Linked DNA regions of Homo sapiens: region 1 is linked to region 2. A link is a loop called in an ENCODE intact Hi-C map of the cell type or tissue named here. Cell type or tissue: transverse colon. All regions are shown on one strand.

Region 1 (5,000 bases), 220 kb after region 2:
TTTAGCCTTTGCCTTTTTGAGCTTGGCGATACGAGCCACAGACTTGGGACCCAGGACATTGCTGCCTCAGTGACGGCGGATCTCACAGTATCTGTCGTTGTAATTGGTCCTGATGGCTTCCACCAGCTTAGCCAAAGCGCCTTTGTCTTCTGACTTCACTTGTGTGAAGGTGACAGTGGTGTAGGTCTTCCTGTGGACTAGATATTCCAGTCTTGCCTTCCCCTTGATAATGCAGTAAGGGACCCCCATTTTACGACACAGGGCAGGCAAGAAGACAGCCAGCTGGAAGAAAGCATTAGCTGAAGAGTGTATTTTGACTAAAAGCAGTAAATTTCAGAGTTAGCTTGGTAGCAATTGCTCAGGGTTAAAAAGCTCATGGATTTGCACTTCAAAAAGCTCTTAAATAATAATGTTCATTGTGAATCTTTAGGAAGGAGATATGTTAAGTGGGCTTTTCTATACTTTTCTGATCACCAAATCAGTTTTTTTTCTGTGGAAAACGCCCTGATCTCTTCCTGGAGTAGTGCTCTGGAGAGCAGTTTTTGAGACAGTCGTTTAAATGAATCTGGAGAGAACTTTATCCCTTACCTTTCTCATTTAATCACCACCAGAAGCCAATAAGGAAGGCTCATATATATTGATAATATGGCCACAGGTTTAACCCAAATTAAAGTTTCCTGAAGCACAAATATTCCATTTAACTGAACATCAGAGACATATAATTTTAGAGCTATAGTGACAGATGCCCCCTTCCCCGTGATAGCATGTCTTCTGTTATTTTAAATCATAAAATTTGCATTTCTTTCATATAAACTATTGACATTTTCTTGTGTCCCTTTCACAATTTTGCTCCCCCTACCAGAAACAAAACCCAAATACAGAAGCTTTACATTGTTAAAGGAATGTCTATGAGGAAAATAATCAATAGATTATTGGATTATTTCTTTAGAGCCAGTACAGGAAGAGCTGTAATAAGGAGTATTTTCTACACATTTTAATTTGAAGTCATAGCTTTCAAAACTAGCAGTGAATTATTTTGTATGTCTTGAGGGGTAGCTTATATTTATCATATGAGACTGTATTTTTTACATATCATAAAACGTTATTCAGGTAATGCCTTCTGATTAAGCTTGATAAGCACACTGGTAATACCATACTTGACCAAACACAAAGTTTGATCATACAGACACAATTTTGTATTGTCAGGCACTTCAGAAAATGGAGTATGAAGCATATATCACACAATGGAAACACTGGTGCCTATTTTATCTAATTATGATCATTCAAAGGATGAAGAAACTCTAGTATGTTTACTCCTTTGGGGAGTCTGAGCATACAAGCTTTATTTTAGAAACATCATCAGGGTTATAAAAGAGAACATAATTGCACAGTCCAATTTCACTCACACAGACATTGTTCATGTTTTGTATCACTGAAGCAGTATTTTCTGGCTAGTGCATTCTGAAGATGTTGGTGTAAAATAATAGACAATTAGATCTGAAGGTACCCTTAGATATTATTTACTGAGTCGCAGATGAGGAAAGGGGAAAGATAGGCATAAATGTGTATTCAGTAAAAGAATGGCATAATTCTGAAACAATATTCAAAGACACATCAGCAATTCTCAAGATTCATAAATAGGATGAACCTAGACTTTTACACTAAACCTAACTTAAAGTAACAAAACCCACAAATTATTAGCACAAACATCTCATGAGAATCAGCAAATAGATGGCATATGAACTTACCTATGTAAAACATAATTAACATTGAATCACCAGAATCAATTTTTAGCAAAACTGTTTAAAAATTTTTATGTTAGGATGTTTAAAAACACAATTTTAAAATGTTTTCATAATTGATTTTTAAATTCAGAAATAGAATGAAAGAATTTTCCAAATTTGGCTTAAATTATCGTCGCTATTATTTGTCACCCCTGAAATGAGGGATTAATGAAAAAGTGACATATAAAGATTAAGGCAGTACCATGGTGCTCTCTGGTGGCAACATCTTTGTATCTGCTTGAAAAAACAGAAAAAAGACCAGCTAACTTCCAGAGGTAAGACATGCTATAAATAATGATTTTAAAAGACTCTTTCATTCAACAGTATTTGCCTGTAATTTGGTTGTATTTCGTTAAGCATAACCTCATTATTAGAGTCCAGCATACATGTATAAACTGAGAATGTATGGGAAATCCAGTTCTATCTTGGAATTAGAGCTAGACTTCTGTCCATACTTCTGTGCCCTATGACGTGTGTAAATATTAGGAGGCAGGGCATCCATGGGCAGAAGCTGAGGAAGTGAAACCATTGGGAACTAAAATGCGGAAGCTGGGGCTACGGCCATTCCTGAATTTGGTCATCATCTGGGAGGGAAATGGTGTGTGCGTGGCTGGTTACTCAATGAGGAACACATCTAGGAAAAGCATGAGAACATTGGACAGATGATTGCAAAGCAATCCTAGCTCCACAGCCCCCATGCCCAACCATACAAATTTTAAGCTCATAAAAGAATTTCAGGAGCTCAAACAACTCAATAGCAAAAACACAACTTGATCAAAAAAGGGGCAAAGGACATGAACAGACATTTCTCAAAAGAAGACACACAAATAGCCAACAGATATATGAAAAAATGCCCATCGTGAATCATCAGGCAGCTGCAGATAAAACCCACTGTGAGATATTAACTCACACCTCATACTTGTTAGATTGGCTATTGTCAAAAAGACAAAACATAGCAAGTGTTGCCAAGTATATGGAGAAAAGAACCAAAGTACACTGTCAGTGGGAATTTAAATTAGTACAGTCATTATGGAAAACAGTGTGGCAGTTCCTCAAAAAATTAAAAATAGAACCACCATATGATCCAGCAATCTCACTGCTGGGTATATATCCAAAGAAATTGAAATTAGTATGTCAAAGAAATATTTGTACTGCCATGTTCATAGCACAATAGCCAAGATAGGAAAAAAAGTGTCCATTATTGGATGAATGGGTAAAGAAAATGTGGTACACACAATGCAATGGTATTCAGACTTTAAAAAGAAGGTAATTTTGTCATTTGCAACAACATGAATGAAACTGGAAACCATTATGGTAAGTGAAATAAGCCAGCCAAAGACAGACAGATACCACATGGTCTCATTTATATGTGGAATCTAAAACCGTTGAACTCATAGAATCAGAGTAGAATGGTGATTACCAGGGGCTGGAGTAGGGGAGGTTGTGGATGGGGAAAAAAGAGATGTCAGCCAAATGATATAAAGTTTAAGTTGAACAGGAAGGTTAAGTTTCAGTGATGTATTGCACATCCTGGTGACTATAGTTAATAATAATGTTTGCATATTTCAAAATTGCTTAAAGAGAAGATGTTTTAATAATTTCAACTTTTATTTTAGATTCAGGGGTACATGTGCAGGTTTGTTATATGGGCATATTGTGTGATATTAAGGTTTGGGGTATTATTGATCCTGTCACCCAGGTAGTGAGCATAGTACCCAACAGTTAATTATTCAACTCTTCCCCTCTTTTGCCTCCTCCACCAGCAGCAGCCTCCAGTGTCCATTGCTGAACACTTTACATCTGCCAGTACCAAATGTTTAGCTTCCACCTCTAAGTAAGAACGTGTGGTACTTGCTTTTCTGTTCCTACCTTAATCAGCTTAGGATAGTGCCCTCCAGCTGCATCTATGTTGCTGCAAAAAACATGATTTCATTCTTTTTTGTGGCTGTGTAGTATTCCATGGTGTATTTGTACCACATTTTCTTTATTAAATCCACCCTCGATGGACACCTAGGTTGATTCCATGATTTTGCTATTGTGAATAGTGCTGCAATGAACATGTCTGTGATGAACATATGAGAGCCTGTGTCTTTTGGGTAGAACAATTTATTTTCTTTTGGATATATACCCAGTAGTGGGAATCCTGGATTGAATGGTAGCTCTGTTTTAAGTTCTTTGAGAAATCTAAAAGAATAGATTTTAAATGTTCTTACTACAAAAAAAAAAGTAGATGAAGTGTTAATTAGCTTGACAATCATTTCACAGTCTATATTTGTATCTACTTATCTATCTCTTTATCTATCCCTTAAACATCTTGTTCCTCATGTCACCCTACTCCATTCTGTTTGCAATGTGATCATCCCTTTGTGTGGTGGATCTATACTGTATATGCTACCTGCCCGTTGCTGTACAGGAAAAAACATACGGCACGAAGGCTTCAGTGCTACCACAGGTAGCATTCAGGTGTTCATGGTGGTATCCATGTCAAATAAAAGGGAACCGAACCATTTTGCATTCCCACCAGCAATGAATGAGAGTTCCTGTTGTTCCACACCTTCACCAGCATTTGGTGTTGTCAGTATTTTGGATTTTAGTTATTGTAGTATGTGTGTTGTGGTATCTCATTGTTGTGTTAATTTACAATTCCCTAATAACACATGATGTTGAGCATCTTTTCATGGGTTTATGCCTGTTTGCCATCAGTCTATCTTCTTTGGGGAGGTGTCTGTTCAGATCTTTTTCCCATTGCACTTACTTTTTTAGTCACCTTTTCTTGGACATTCTTCTCTTTTGATGAAAATTGTGTTTGTCGAGATTGACCTTCCTGTTTCCCAGAATCTTGCTTACTTTCAGTTTTGAAATTTGTGTAATTTTTCTCGGTGTGATTTTGTTCTTTCTGGAATACATCCTTCAGAAGTTCATTTCATGACATGTCCTCATGACATTTTTTGCAGTTTGTCTGAAAACTATTTATTTCTCTGTTGTTCTTCAATGAGAGTTTAACTGAATACAAATCTCTGGATTTATAGCAGTTCCTTTTAGAACTTGGAAGATGTTATTCTGGTATTTTCTAGCTTATCGTTTTTAGTAGCCATTTTTATAGGTAATTTGGAGTTTAATTTTTGAGGGGAGGGATTTTACAGTTCTAAAATTCGTCTGAAATGGGAGATGTTTGAACATTTATTTCTCTTGGTATTTGTTTTGTTTTTGAAGCTG
Region 2 (5,000 bases):
TCAGGTCACCTGACAACGAACCCAAGGAAAACAGGCTGGGAACAAAAGAACCATTTTACAATCAACATCTCCTTGAATAATTTACTTAAACCATATAAATAATAGAAAAAAACTATTAAAAATGATTCTTGGTGGATTAGGAGGAAAGAAATGGGGCACTGCGTTGTAATTATATCTCTCTGCTCTTGCAACAGATGTTCAATAGGAAGCCCCAAATGCTTGTTGCTAGTTGTTATGCGTGCCTCAGAGCAGAACAGCTTGTCTGAGCTCTGGGCCCAGAATACTGCAATGTGAAAATAGGCCACAGGCATGAAATTCATTGTGATTATTGTGAACAGACACTGCTAACAGTACCCTGGGGCTTGTGGCTTAGGTAACTTTTCTATTTCCAGCGTAGGAATAAATTACTCTGTATGTCATTTTGCATAATCAAAATGCAATACCGTACGAATTGTCAATAGACATACAGCACAAAAGCGTTTTAGGATATATGAATATGTCAGGAGCATATGTTTTCCACGGATTCATGTGAAATTGCTAAGGTGAAGACGGCTAATGTTTATTAACTGGTTAGTTTTTGAAGTTTTAGAGGCAATATTGACGAGGATTCATGCAAACAAAATCAAAACCTGTTGTATACTACTATTCTGTGTTGATAACCTTCCTATTATGACATTTGTTTTAACTAAATAAAAGTACTATTTTATTTTATTTATTTATTTTTTTTGAGACGGAGTCTCGCTCTGTCGTCCAGCCTGGAGTGCAATGGCGCTATCTCGGCTCACTGCAAGCTCCGCCTCCCGGGTTCACGCCATTCTCCTGCCTCAGCCTCCCGAGTAGGTGGGACCACAGGCACCCGCCACCATACCGGGCTAATTTTTTTGTATTTTTAGTAGAGACGGGGTTTCACTGTGTTAGCCAGGATGGTCTCGATCTCCTGACCTCGTGATCCACCCGCCTCGAGCTTCCAAAGTGCTGGGATTGCGGCGTGAGGCACCGCGCGTGGCCCCAAAAGTACTATTTTAGAAAGGGAAAAAGATTGATTTGGAAAACAATGTAAGAGGAAGGTAAATTTTAAAATAATCATTCAAAGAGGAGCCCTTAATGGAAGACTATGAAAAAATTAGAATAGGGAAAATCAACAAAGTAAAAAGAATCCCTTTTGTATGTCTAAACACATCCCCAAAACATAATGTGTTTAAAACAAATATGTTCAGCGAGATCATAAATTAATAAACTATGGGAAAGATTGCTATACAACTATTATTATCAGCTTAATAAAGAACTAAATTTTGACCTGTTTAAAGGAATGTACTACCAATATGCTATTAAAATTTGTAAAAATGATCTCTTAAAGAGAATTTCTTTCATTGGATAAACTAAAAACTATAGTATAATTTTCATAGCCAGTGTTACACAGAAAGGATTTACTTCTCATACCACTTCACAGGAAAAAGTCCTAGCACTATTTGGCTTCAAAGGAATAGTCAGTATGTCTACTAGATACAGAAAAAAAGATAATTTCCATTGATTTATGAAATTACTCAGGAGATGAAACTTACTTTGTCAGCAAAACCTCGGCTTGCTATGATGATCACATTTGGAGAGTAATTTTTACCTTTGTTAAGCATACTATCATTAATTGTCTTATTTTATCATAAAATTCTATGATATTAAAATTCTCTATCACCAAACTGCTATGGTTTATCTGTTGCCTCCAAAACTCATCTGGAAATTTATTCCCCCACGTGGCAGAAGTGAAAGGTAGGGCGTTTGAAAGGTGATTGGGTCGTGAGGGCAGAGCCCTCAGAAGGGGATTAATCCATTCATGGATTTATGGGTTAATGGGTTAATGGATTAGTGGGTTGTCACAGGAGTGGGACTGGTGGCTTTATAAGAGGAAGAGAGTATACAGTGCGGTTTGTCACACTGCCACTAGATGGCAGTGATGATGAACATGGACCTCACATTTACACAAGCTCTACAACCACCTGAGCTTTTAGTTCTTTTTATTTACTATGATGCTGTTGTCACCATGGCACTGACATTAGAAATATATTTTCCTTTCAGTAAGTTAGTAGCTTTACTGAGCCCTTATTATGTACTAGACAATGAGATATGCCAGAATCACCATTTTATAGATGAGAAAATGGAAATCCAGGAAAATAAACTGAAAAGTCAAAAGTCAATAAGGCAAAAAATGAATTTAAGTTCAAAACAAAGTCTGCTTGATTCTAAACCAACTCCCTTATCTACTGAATACTTGAAATAGGATAGTGTCTGATACCTCTTAGAATTGTCACAAAGCCTTGGAACTACAGAGAAAAAATGAAAATAGTTTTTTGAATGAATTGTAATTCTATTGCTTGACTTTCTTTGGAACCAAAAACCAATATCTTTTATAGTTCTCTAGATTTTTTTAATCTTTGGGACTTACTTTTAGGGCTTGGTGAGTATATCTTTTGTAATGATTAATAGAGCCATATAAAATTCGTTAATAGACTCAAATACTTACAAGCGTAAACATTACAAATTAGCATATGAGGGGTTATACATTTTTAAGTAAAATTTTTAATGGGTATAATAAGATACCCAAAATGATCACAGGATTTATCTTCTAATATTTTAATACAAAATTTTTAATTTCTTAAAATGAGAATTATAAAAGCAAGATACAGAATCTAATTTCCTTTGGGATTAAATCTTGCAAAATAATCTAATTTTGCTTTAGGCCTCAATTATCCATTGATTAGATTTTCCCATGCTATTATTTTCCTATTGGTATTCAATTTATTAATAAAAATTGGATTGTTCTTAAATATAAAATGAACCTTGATGAGATTATATATTTATATAATGAAATAATAAAGGCACCATAAATGTGATTAATGCAATAAAATGTATTCTTTAGAGGTGTGTCCAGTGGCAACATATGCTCTTTCAGAGGCGTATCTGTTGTTTATTATATATTACCCTTTCAGATAACCTTCATGAATTATTAAATCTTTTTTTCAAATTTGTAAATTAATGCTGCAGTTCACCTAAGTCACTAAGACCGCATTTCCCAAATGCAGAAAGATAGAGGAAAAGAGAGGGTATCTTGGAAGTTTATGTTTTCATTTAATAATTTATTATAAACATAAGTCCTTCTCATTACATAGTTTTAACACATTATTTTCAATGGATTATTTAATTTTAATATCAAAATTTATAAACAAATATCAAAAAATGTTAAACACAAGTTCTGTTTGGACATGAAGTTGTCCTTCCCCACTGTATTATAAACAACGGGAATCATCCTTACTGGCTGGATAGAAATGTAACTCTTTATATGTCTCTCCAGGATATATGCTGTTTCAGGAACCATACCAATACACATACCCTAAATAGTGTATAAAAGCACTTGTCACTCTAATAGCTTAATTTTGCCCATTATCTAAATACATATGGACTGTACTTGTGTACACCTACATCTCGCCAATTTGGGAAAAAAAACTCACCAGCTACAATGAAATAACAGAGACCAGATTTCAACTTCTACCTTGAACAAGTGGAAAACTGGGCAAAATGCATAAAACAGTAGATTTCAGATGTTGGCCAACATTGCTAAGAGATGGCAAATAAACGCGGCAAGGCTTAGAAGTGCCGTGTGCTTCCTGGAGAGTTTCTGGTCTGCAGCACAGGAGGGATCCAAAGAGAGCCCAGTGAGCTCACTGACTTGGGGAAACTGAGTTCAGAACAAGGGGAGCCACAGTGGCCAGAATTTGCAGGACAAAATGCTGGAAAGGGAAAGAGGTCTGGAGATTTGTAGAGGGATCTCCTCTGGTCTTTGGTTTAGCACTGAATGAGCATGGGTGGGTGGAAACTACTGAGAGTCTGGAAAGAGCCATCAGAAAGGAGCAGCCAAACAATCCCCACAGCTCACACTGTGTGTGATAAGTGTGTGCAATTACACCATGTGTGTTATACAGTGTGTGCAATTGTGATACAGTGTGTGTGCAATCACACTGTGTGATACAGTGTGTGCAGTTACAGTGTGTGTGATACAGGGTGTAATTACACTGTGTGATATGGTGTGTGTGCAATTAGAGTGTGTGATACAGTGTGTAATCACACCGTGTGTGATGCAGCGTGTGCAATTACACAGTGTGATATGGCATGTGCAATTATACTGTGTGATTTTGTGTAATCACAGTTTGTAATGGAGTGTGTACAATTACACCGTGTGTGTGATACTGTGTGCAATTCACAGTGTGTGGAATTACACAGTGTGTGATACAATGTGTGTAATTATACTGTGTGTAATAGTGTAACAGTCAGAGTTTAAGGTTATCTCTCTTGTTCCCTGAACATTGCTGTTATCCTGTTCTTTTTTCAAGGTGCCTAGATTTCATATTGCTCAAACACATGTGCTCTACAAACAATTTGTGCAGTTGACGCAACCATCACAGGGTCTTGTTTCGACAGACATCCTCCTCAGCTTACAAAGATGACAGGATTAAGAGATTAAAGTAAAGACAGGCATAGGAAATCACAAAGGTATTGACTGGGGAAGTGATGAGTGTCCATGAAATCCTCACAATTTATGTTCAGAGATTGCAGTAAAGACAGGCATAAGAAATTATAAAAGTATTAATTTGGGGAACTAATATATGTCCATGAAATCCTCACAATTTATGTTCCTCTGCCATGGCTTCAGCTGGTCCCTCCATTCGGGGTCCCTGACTTCCCGCAACAACCAACCTAACATCAGACCTAGAGGAACTAGAAAAACAAGAGATAAACCAACCCCACAACCAGTAGAAGAAAGGAAATAACCAAAATAACAGCTGAACTGAATGTAATTGAAATGCTAAAAACAATACAAAAGATCAACAAAATCAAAAGTTTGTTTTTTTGAAAGAATAAATAAGATTGATAAACCATTAGCTAGACTACTAAAGAAAAAAGAGTGAAGGCCCAAATAAACAAATAAGAAGTGACAAAAGGGACATTACCAC

The links. Hi-C counts contacts between places; a loop is a spot of excess contacts. Peaks named below come from ENCODE experiments on the same cell type or tissue, not always from the same donor. Only the 100,000 strongest peaks of a DNase experiment are listed, where the experiment ranks them.
Region 1: a loop joins it to region 2, with 8 times the contacts of the local background. A loop is called at or near these places in 65 of 110 quality-filtered maps.

The regions. Positions count from the first base shown.
Region 1 is chr13:22,798,578-22,803,577 of GRCh38, reverse strand. It overlaps the pseudogene LOC124903254 and the pseudogene RPL7AP73. Among named protein-coding and RNA genes, the nearest start is that of LINC00621, 120 kb to the left of the region's middle. In transverse colon, no CTCF peak of the experiment used is centred here; a DNase peak (open chromatin) is centred at 2,347; H3K27me3 peaks cover 638 bases.
Region 2 is chr13:23,017,380-23,022,379 of GRCh38, reverse strand. No RefSeq gene overlaps it. Among named protein-coding and RNA genes, the nearest start is that of LINC00621, 100 kb to the right of the region's middle. In transverse colon, a CTCF peak has its summit at 1,936 (motif pointing right); a DNase peak (open chromatin) is centred at 1,932.